Regions from separate parts of the Homo sapiens genome. Here region 1 is linked to region 2. A link is a loop called in an ENCODE intact Hi-C map of the cell type or tissue named here. Cell type or tissue: heart left ventricle. All regions are shown on one strand.

Region 1 (5,000 bases), 430 kb after region 2:
GCATGTGTAGAGTGACCTGTACCGAATGAAGAGTTAAAATTAACTGATGGGGGGTATGGACGCGGATCCGTCTAACATAGTTTTCGGCCTTGTCGCTGTTATCTGCAGTTTAGTGATGTGACCTGACAGGGTTGTGCGGTAACGCCATAGATCAAAACGATCTGTATTTTGCTGAGGTTAAACGGGAAGTTTCTGGCAAATTTGAAACGAGAAGGAATCTCCTTCAGCATTATTTATTGGGACAACATGCTGTTAGATAATTTTTTTTAAAAAGTCCATTTTTCTTGTGGCTGTTCGTTTGAGATTCAAACCGATAGTAGGTATTCCTATTTCTCCTGATTTGTAAAAGAATCGTTTTTAGACCACTAGAAATTCTACAAATGAACAAAATAGACTAGAATCAAATATCTTTTAAACCAGTCCAGTACTTTTGTGTAATTATTCTAAGACCTGGGAAGGGATAATATTAACAGGCTTTAAAAGTTTAGTACTTAGAAATCATAAATACAAAGTGGAAAGGTAATTTTTCCACCTGTCCCACATCTTAAGGGATGAATAAATATAACTTAAAAAGTTAGTATACAGAAGAGGGGTGCTAAACCTTCTATTAGCCTGTTACAGCAACTATCATTCACTTCCCCATTTTATAAGACTTAACTCCACATTTTTAAAAGAAAATGGATGAAATTTTGACTATGTAATTTTTAACGCAAGATAGGAAACATAATTGACAGAGTGAAGCTTTTATGTTTATGACAGAAATAACCTGTAATAAGTTTGTCATTTAACAGAGTATTGAAAGAGCAGTGTGCTGTGGTCTCTACTGTGGTCCAAAGAAAAACTGAGCAGAATGACCCAACCTGTTCCTATGGCCTCTGCCTGTGTCTCACTCTCTAATCCATTTATGCAAGTCAGAAACCAAAGAGTCATCCTTGACACTTTATTCATCCCTAACTTCCATATCCAAGCCATCACGCAGTCCAATTTTACTTACTAAACATGTAAATCCATCCCCTTCTCTCCATCACTACCTCCATAATCCAAGATACTGTTATTTCTTACCTAGTCTACTGCTAGGCTCCTTTCCACATCCACGCTACCAACCACCCCTCCTAAATCTTTGTTTTCACTGGTGTTCAGAAAAAAATTTGAACTTCTATTCTCCATATATATATTTAATTTTAAATTACATACATGTACTGTTGAAAAATGGTACATGATCTAATGAAGTTACAGGCTCTGAAGTCAGACATCTGGGTTTAAATCCTGCTCTAATACTTCCTTACTGAGTGACTTTGGACTGACTGCTTAAGCTCGCTGTCCCATTTTACCTACCTGTAAATTGAGGATAATAATAGTACCAACCTCACAGGGTATTAAGATTAAATGAATATATGTAAACTGCTTAGTATTCAGATATATACTATGTGCCCAAAAGCTAGCCATAATTAGTATTTCTTAGCTAATATGATTATAATCCATTTTAAAAGCATTTTTAAAGGATAAAAAATAGAATAAAAATACATCTTCCCTCCTCCACCTTAAATTGTGTCTACTTTGAGACCACTTCTCTATACTGCAGCTACTGTGATCTTGAAAAGTAAATCTGTTAATGTCACTATGCTGCTTAAACCCTTTCAGTGGCTTCCAGTTACTCTGTGAAGGAAGCCCCTTTGAATTGCCTCTGCTACCCCTTTGGCTTTATTTCCAGACATTTTCTGTCCTCTGGTCTCACTAGACTTTTGATGTCTCCTAGGCCATTGCGTGCTATTGTCTCTGCCTGGAGTTCTCCACCAAACCTACCCCCACTCTTTGCCCCAGCTATCTACTAATCATGTTTTTATCTTATTTCAATAGTCTCTTCTACTAGATCCTCCTACAGTACCATGTAACCTCCCCATCTTACAGTTTTTATTGTTTTAGTTATTTAATTAATTCTGTCTCCCCACTGGACTGTAAATTTCTTGAGATAAAAAACCACGTCTTGGGCCAGACTTTGGGTGGCTGAGGCAAGAGGATCACTTGAGGCCAGGAGTTCAAGATGAGCTTGGGCAACATAGTGAAATCTTGTCTCCTATTCTAAAAATCAAACCAAAATAGCTGGACACAGTGGTTCGTGCCTCTAGTTCTAGTTACTGTGGAGGCTGAGGTGGGAGGATTGCTTGAGCCCAGGAGTTCAAGGCTGCAGTGAACTATGATTGTGCCACTGTACTCCAGCCTAGGTGACAGAGCGAGAGACCCTGTCTTAAAATTAAAAAAATAAAAAATAAAAAAGGTTTGTTCACCCTTTTATCTCCAGGAACTAGCCCAGTGTCTGCCACCAAATCAATATTCTATGAATGAATGAAATGGGCATTCCCTGGTGGATCCCATTTCTATGTAAATGGAAACCTTTGGGTACATTCAAAATTCTTAGATTTTTAAATGAGATTTTATATGGCCACTTTAACAATGGAAATGGCGGGCATCCTCATAGATAGGTTCTAAAGCTTTAAGAACCACATGGAATAAATTTTGAGGTTCCAAAGATCTGCTGAAAAAACATCTTTAACAGAGAAGCAGTTATTTTGAACTCTTCATAATACTGGGTTTCTCATATGTTGTGGCTTAGGACAGTACTTCCCAAACTTTTTCAATTTCAGCATGCTTAGAAAATGAACACTTGTGTTATATATTGTAATGAAAAGATGAGGCTGCTTCCATCCAGTGGCAACAGAAGTTGAGACTAGTCACCTCAGGCCCAGTGCTGCCACCTTCAGGGCTAGGTTTTTAATGTCCCAGCACACCTATTGGAGGCCCCTGGCTAGAATGCTGAATTTAAATAAACTAGTGAAATAGTTAAAATGGTAAGTTTACATTATGTATATCTAGGCACCAATTTAAAATAAATTGTGTGATAGCAGTACAGACTCTAGGATTCTTAAAAGTAAAGTTTTGGAACTCACGTAGATTTAAAAGTCATCTAACTCAAGCCATTTACAAATGAAATCCTGTAGATTCTAGAATCTATGCTTAACTCCTGCAGCTGGGTAGTTGAGTGTTGTGAAGGGAAAATGACGTATCACGTTAGACTGATATCACTAAAGTCATATGGTTTCAAACTTCATGCAGGGCATCAGTTAATCCTTAAAATAGCCTTTGTTCAGCTCTTTTTATTTTCTCTGCTGTCTTCCAGACCTTTACTATTTTCAGTCCTCAAGCCTCTGAAGCTATTTTCACTCTAGGTGGACAACCTGGCCTCCTGATTAAACAAGACAATTGAGCTCCACAAGTGTGATCTTCCTAAACTTGCTTTTTTCTTTCTCAACCCTACGAATTAGGCAAAACCATTTGCAGTTAAAAATACAACCTGAGGCCAGATAGGGTGGCTCATATCTGTAACCTCAACGCTGTGGGAGGCCCGCGGGAGGCTCACTTGAGATTTGAGAAACTGCAGTATAGGCTGAATGACAGCCAGAACCTGTCTCTTAAACACACACACATACACACACACACACACACACACACACACCCGCCTGTCTCTTCACACACACACACACACACACACACACACACACACACACACACACCTGCCCAAACAATCCAGTTGCTTCTCACCTTTGTGTCCACCCTGGTTCAAGCTACCATCAACCTCTTCTACGGCAATATCCTCCTTTAAAAAAAAAAAAAAATCTGTTATCCACTCTGTTCTCCATTACAGTATATTCTCCAACAGCAGTCTGAGAGGTTCTTTAAAATCTATCAGAAAATCACACTCCCTGCTTAAAGCATTTCAGGGTCTTCCCATCACCCTAGAATAAAATCCAAACTCCTTTCCATGGTGTCAGGACGAGTCAGGCACTATATTCTGCTGATGATACCTCTTAAATATAATTTTGAATTAGTGCTTTCCTTTCCAACCTCACTTATTGCCCTAGTTGAGGCCCTGATGTTTCTTACCTAGGCAACAGCCTCCCTGCTTCCAGTCTTGTTCACCTTAATTCAGTCTCACAGCTGCCCAACATCTAAACCATTATTTCTGATCCTGGCATTCCTTTGCTTAAAACTCTTCAAAAGACTGTTGCCAGACTGGTGCGGTAGCTTACGCCTATAATCCCTGCACTTTGGGAGGCCGAGGTGGTTGGATCACTTGAGGTCAGGAGTTTGAGACCAGCTTGGCCAACATGGTGAAACCCTGTTTCTACTAAAAATACAAAAATTAGATGGGCATGGTGGCAGGCACCTGTAATCCCAGCTACTCGGGAGGCTGAGGGAGGTGAATCACTTGAACCCAGGAGGCGGAGGTTGTGGTGAGCCAAGATCACACCCCTGCACTCCAGCATGGGCGACAAAGCGAGACTGTGTCTCAAAAAAAAAAAAGAAAAAAAGGCTATTGCCTAAAGGTTAAAAATCAGTTTCTTTAAAATGTCACACAAGCTCTTATCCTTGCACAGTCTCTGCTGTACCCCTTGCTCTTTCCCTCTTTCAACAGGAAACTGCTTTTATTCCTCTCTCCTTCCCTTGGCTGTGTCTTACTCTTGGCTCATACAATGTTTTTCTCTTGGAATTACTTTCACCCCCATTTGTTACACTTCATCTTTCTTATTCTTTTAAGTCTCAGCTCAGGCACTACCTCTTTCAGGCGACTAACCTAACATCTCTCTTCATCCTTCCTTTCTATACCCTTTCACAAATGGCCTTCCTCATTCTCCCATGCCCTCAATATATATCTTTATCATTGCACTTAACACCATTATATTGTAATTATTTTTGTGTTTTTAATCTTCAGCTGGGCTCCTTGATGTCAGACTGTGCTTTCTTTATTCTTCTGTTTTCCTACTTTTTTTTTTTTTTGGAGACAAAGTCTTACTCTGTCCCCCAGGCTGGAGTGCAGTGGCGCGATCTCAGCTTATGATAGCCTTCACCCTCCAGATTCAAGCAATCCTCATGCCTCAGTCTCCCGAGTAGCTGGGATTACAGGCACCTGCCTAGCTAATTATTGTGTCTTTAGTAGAGACGGA
Region 2 (5,000 bases):
TACCCCTTCTTTTTTTCTATTTTTCTTTTTCTTTTTTTTTTTTTTTTTTTTTTGAGACAAAGTCTCGAACTCTCTTGCCCAGGCTGTAGTACAGTGGCACAATCTCTGCTCACTGCAACCTCTGCCTCCTGGGTTCAAGTGATTCTCCTGTGTCAGCCTCCCAAGTAGCTAGGATTACAAGTGCCCGCCACCACGCCCAGCTAATTTTTGTATTTTTAGTAGAGACGGGGTTCCACCATGTTGGTCAGGCTGGTCTTGAACTCTTGACCTCAAGTGATCCACCCGCCTTGGCCTCCCAAAGTGCTAGGATTACAGGCGTGAGCTGCTGCACCCAGCCCCTTCTTTTATTACCTGTATCTTAGTTATTTGGTAGTACTTTAAAAACATTTTTAAATTGATATGTAATTTACATATATGAAATATACATGTTAAATGTATAGCTCGATCAATTTTGGCAAATCTACACACCTGCGTAACTTATACCCCATCAAGATATAAAACATTTCTGTCACTGCAGAAAGCTTCCTAGTCACTCCCTCTCCACACCATGAGACCTCTATGGATCTGATATCTGTTACCATAGATAAGTTCTGTCTATTCTCAAGCTGTTATAAATGGAATCATCAGTACTTTTTGTGTCTGGCTCATGAAGCACAATGTTTAGAGATTCATTCATGTTGTTGCGTATATCATGAGTTTGTTCCTTTTTGTTGCTGGTAGGGTTCCATTGTATGCATATACCACGTTTGTTTATCCATTTACCTGTTGATGCTCACCTGGGCTGTTCCCAGCTTGAGGCTGCTCTGAACATTCTCATACCAGCCTTTTTGTGACTTATGTTTTCACGTCTCTTGGATGAACATTTCAGAATAGGATTACTGGGTCTTAGAGTAGATGTATGTTTCACTTTCTAAGAAAGGATGTTTTCCAAAGTGTTTGTACCATTTTCCACTCCCACCCAGCAGTATGTGAGAGTTCCAGTTGCTCCACATCCTTACCAGCATTTAACATTGTCAGTCCTATTTTAACTCTTCTAGAGGGTGTGTGAGGGCTTCTGGATAGTGCTTTTGACTGAGCTTCCCTCCTCACTCACTCCTGAGTGATTGGAAGGAGGAGCTCTCTTGCAGGTGCACCTTTGGAGTGCGCTGGCAGCGGTGGTGGGACTCAGGCAGACAGTTCTTCATGCCCTCAGCATGGGCCCCACCACAGAGTTTGCTCCGAGAATCTCAGAACCTTCCTTGAGAAGAGGATCACCTTTCCCCCTTGCACTCTTTTAAGTATAGTAGAGGAAATTTCCCCTGTTAAAGAGTTTATACTTCCTATTTGTATGGGGCCCCTTAGCTGTGGTGTTCAAGAGAGCTCTAGAGAATTTCACGGAACAAGAGGAGCAGGGAGACTCAGGAATCTGACCCAGAAACAACCTTGTTACCTGGTGTGTCTGTGGCTCATGTGTGAGACAGAGCAAGCAGCACTAATTACTGCTTGGAACCGACCTCCTGTTTTCCTGCCAGTTTTGAGGGCGAGAACATGAGAGGAAATTTTCTTCACGTTCAAATATCAGTTAGTCTCGAATGTGGTAATATTGTGTCACACTTTTCACCATGGCAATTTCATGCTTTGTAATCTTTAGAAAGATGGGATTCACTCGCTCACTCAGAGTCAGCAGAATTGTAACTGCAGAACACAACAGTGAGGGCCTAACTCGGACTCCATTGCATAAGCCGCGTGTTGCTGTAGCAAAACATGTTTACAACTCTTTTTTTTTTTTTTTTTGAGATGGAGTCTCACTCTGTCGCCCAGGCTGGAGTGCAGTGGGACAATCTCGGCTTACTGCAACCTCTGCCTCCCAGATTCAAGCAATTCTCTGCCTCAGCCTCCTGAGTAGCTGGGATTACAGGCACCCGCCACCACGCCCAGCTAATTTTTGTATTTTTAGTAGAGATGGGGTTTCACCATCTTAGCCAGGCTGGTCTTGAACTCCTGACCTCGTGATTCACCCACCTCAGCCTCCCAAAGTGCTGGGATTACAGGCGTCAGCCACCGCGCCCAGCCTTGTTTACAAACTCTTTAGCCACTTGATTTGTGCTTAAGCCGTGTAGTTCAGCACTAGATGGTGCAGGAGTGTTGTTTTGCAGCAGACTCCTGGATCGAGTTTGCATGTGGCTGGGGCCAGCCAGCCACACGCTGCAACCTCTTCCGGGGGTATTTATAGCACAGTCACTAACATTTGCTGTTCCTGGGTTGCCGTGCACCCTCTCTGCTTAGGAGTACTACTTTAGCAAAAGAGAAGCCAGGTGGAAGGCATCGAAGGGGAATATTTGAGGTCAGCTTGAAATTGAGGACCACAGAGCCAGCTGGAAACTAGAACATTAGCTCTAGGGAAGGCAAGAGATGATCAGGTCTTTCCAATACTCTTGGTTTGGTAGTGCTTGCTGTGTGCTGGGTATATTGGTTATGGTGCTGACACACAGTGGGTGCAGGGGTGAGGAAAATAGCATCCCCACTCTCAAGGACTCGCTAATTCTAGGAGGAGGAGGGACAGGTGTGAAGTCAGCTAAGTGGTGTGTGAGAAACCAATGTGTGATGGTTTTAGAAATGGCTCAAAGGTAAGGGCTAGCTATTCTTATTTTCTCTCTCTCATTATGGGGTCAGTTTTCAGGATTTGGGTGGGGGTTATGATTTCCCGAGGACTGTGTTTTTTTTTCTTTCTTTCTTTTCCTCCCTCCTAGTCTTCCTCTGACCACACTTCTGCTCTTTAGACCCCCTCCAAAGCCTGGGCTGGGCTGTAAAAGCTGCCACGCGCCATGAGTCCCGTTCACCCTGCTGGAGCATTTCTGATGAAAGACTGGGTGCTGAGAGGGGTGAAGCCTGAGAGGACTCAAGGTCCTAAGTTTCATTCGTCTCCCTCTCCGCCGTTCCTCATTATCACATTGGCTGCGCTGCAGTTCCTCTCACACTGAGAAGGAAACTGGGAAAGGGCCAAGAGCACACAGCTGCCAAAGAGACGGAACGAATTCTCCATGGACGTGGACAGACTCTCCCTCCACTTTGCCTGAATGGAGGGCTCTGGCCACTCTCTAGGTCTGGGGTCCCCAGGGCACCCTTGCCTATCACTTCTATGGGGAAAGGGACTTCAGAATATATCCACGCTCTTCGCACACTAAATGACAACTGATGTTGTCATTTACAAATTCCCTCTACCAACACGGTTTGACAGTAGAGCTATTCAGAGGAATCGTGGCTGAAAGAGAACAAGAAATCTTGTTGGGCTTCATGAAAACCAGATCCCAAGAAATCCCTTCCTTGTAGTTAAACACACACTCACTCGCAGAAACAACACAAAGAAAATAACAGTCATAATTTTAAAAAGCCCTCCAAAGAAATTGAACTCAGAACTTTCCTTACCAATAGATAGTTGAATCATTTGAGATCGTTTGGGTCTCCAAGAAAGCATAGGAGCCCATCATGTCTTTTGATCTGAAACCCTTGATTAATAGCGTAGTGGTGAAGGAAATGCTGCCTGTGTGTTCCACTGTACACTTAATATACTAGCAATACTTAGGAAAATCAGCCCTCTCCCCCAGGCCCCCAGAACTGAGAGACAGGCCAAGGCCCAGGGGTCTGGAAGACCAGGCTCTCCAAGGGGTTCAGAAATTCCAGATTTGGAAGACAAGCTATCTGCTGTGGAAATGCTTAATTCCTTTTCTCCGGACATTTTTGGAAGGCTTTCTGCTTTTTTAATCTCCTGACTTCTTGTTTGTGACCAAGTTCAAATTCCAGAGAGGGAAGCAGCCAATATGTGTGATTATTTCCTCTTGCACCAAGTGGAACTAAAAGAATGAACTTACTTCACAAGAAACAAATGTACCCTTTGGACCTCAAACTAAAATGAATTTGCACAGTTGGTCTGGCCCCCGTGCTGTTCTTGCAGTCATTAAACATAAAAATGAAAAAAAAAATGTCAGGGCAGTACATTCATGACCTTTTTTTAGATATAAGGCAGAAAAGAAGAAAAGAGTCTTGAAAAAGATTCTTTTATCCTGCATGCTCCCTTGTGCAGGGTTGGCTGCCTGGTAGAGAGGAGACAGCCTAAGGTTTGGATTGACTGGAGTTAACATTCTGGCTCCATTGTTTAAGAGTTGTGCAATCTTAGCCATGTTTCTTAACTTCTCTGAGCCTTAGTTTAAATGGGCACAATAGAACCTCACAGAGTTGTTACTAAGATTGAAAGAGATAAATACATAAAGATTTTAGTATTGGGCCCTGCACAAGGCATGCTCTCACTAAATGGGCATTATTATTATCATACTGTTATTACCATGATAAGACAATGTCAGTAACAGAATCCCTGGGAATGCTGGAGTGAATTCAATGCCAGGGGACTGAAAGCACAGGACTGCTAAAGACGCCTTCCTTGCATTTCCTGGGGCAATGGGGCAGAGGGTCATGTGAGGCCTCATGGGTCACTGTTTCACCATTGCTGTTCCCCTCAGGTGATCTCTTCAGCGTCCTGGACTTCCCATTCCTGTACTTCTACAGATTCCATGGTAGCTGCTGTGCCAGGTAATCGTAAGCTCACTCATTTGTATGCTTTCTGTGCTGTCCGCTGTGTCTTCCTCTCTGTGAAGTTCAGGGTCACTGCTAGTGACCTGAGTGAGTGGCAGGAGAGAGTGGTGGTGGATGCAGGCAAGGAAGCAGTCATTATGTCACCAGCAGGCTGTCACTTAGCACCCTTAGATGCTCAGGGCCAGCTTGGGCCCTGCCAGGACCCCTGGCCCATGGAAGTCCCTCCGCCAAGACAGTGATTTTCGCGCTTGCTCTAGAGCTAGGATTCTCCCACTTTTTTCCTCCTCCACAAGCAAATCTCACATAGAACTCCAATATATAAAACTGATGAAATGGATCCAGTTCAAGGGAAGATTTGGGTTCAGAATCCCACCCGCTCAGCTTTCCCCTTGGCCTCCTTCTTGCTCCTTAAGGCAACCTCCAAAATAACCTCC

The links. Hi-C counts contacts between places; a loop is a spot of excess contacts. Peaks named below come from ENCODE experiments on the same cell type or tissue, not always from the same donor. Only the 100,000 strongest peaks of a DNase experiment are listed, where the experiment ranks them.
Region 1: it touches region 2 in a loop (5-fold over the local background); 9 of 110 quality-filtered maps call a loop at or near these places.

Annotation. Positions count from the first base shown.
Region 1 is chr18:22,928,035-22,933,034 of GRCh38, reverse strand. The region is part of intron 1 of RBBP8-AS1 (RBBP8 antisense RNA 1); the gene reads left to right. It also overlaps a transcript of RBBP8 not described here. Among named protein-coding and RNA genes, the nearest start is that of RBBP8, 2.8 kb to the left of the region's middle. RefSeq lists an enhancer at 3,312-3,361. In heart left ventricle, a CTCF peak has its summit at 2,769 (motif pointing left); a DNase peak (open chromatin) is centred at 2,744; H3K4me3 peaks cover 552 bases; H3K27ac peaks cover 136 bases.
Region 2 is chr18:23,356,157-23,361,156 of GRCh38, reverse strand. It overlaps SLC35D4 (solute carrier family 35 member D4), which reads left to right. Exons shown (of 15, transcript NM_032933.6): 12 at 4,494-4,563. Among named protein-coding and RNA genes, the nearest start is that of SLC35D4, 79 kb to the left of the region's middle. RefSeq lists an enhancer at 2,286-2,405. In heart left ventricle, a CTCF peak has its summit at 2,094 (motif pointing right); DNase peaks (open chromatin) are centred at 2,126 and 2,966; H3K4me3 peaks cover 1,252 bases; H3K27ac peaks cover 3,069 bases.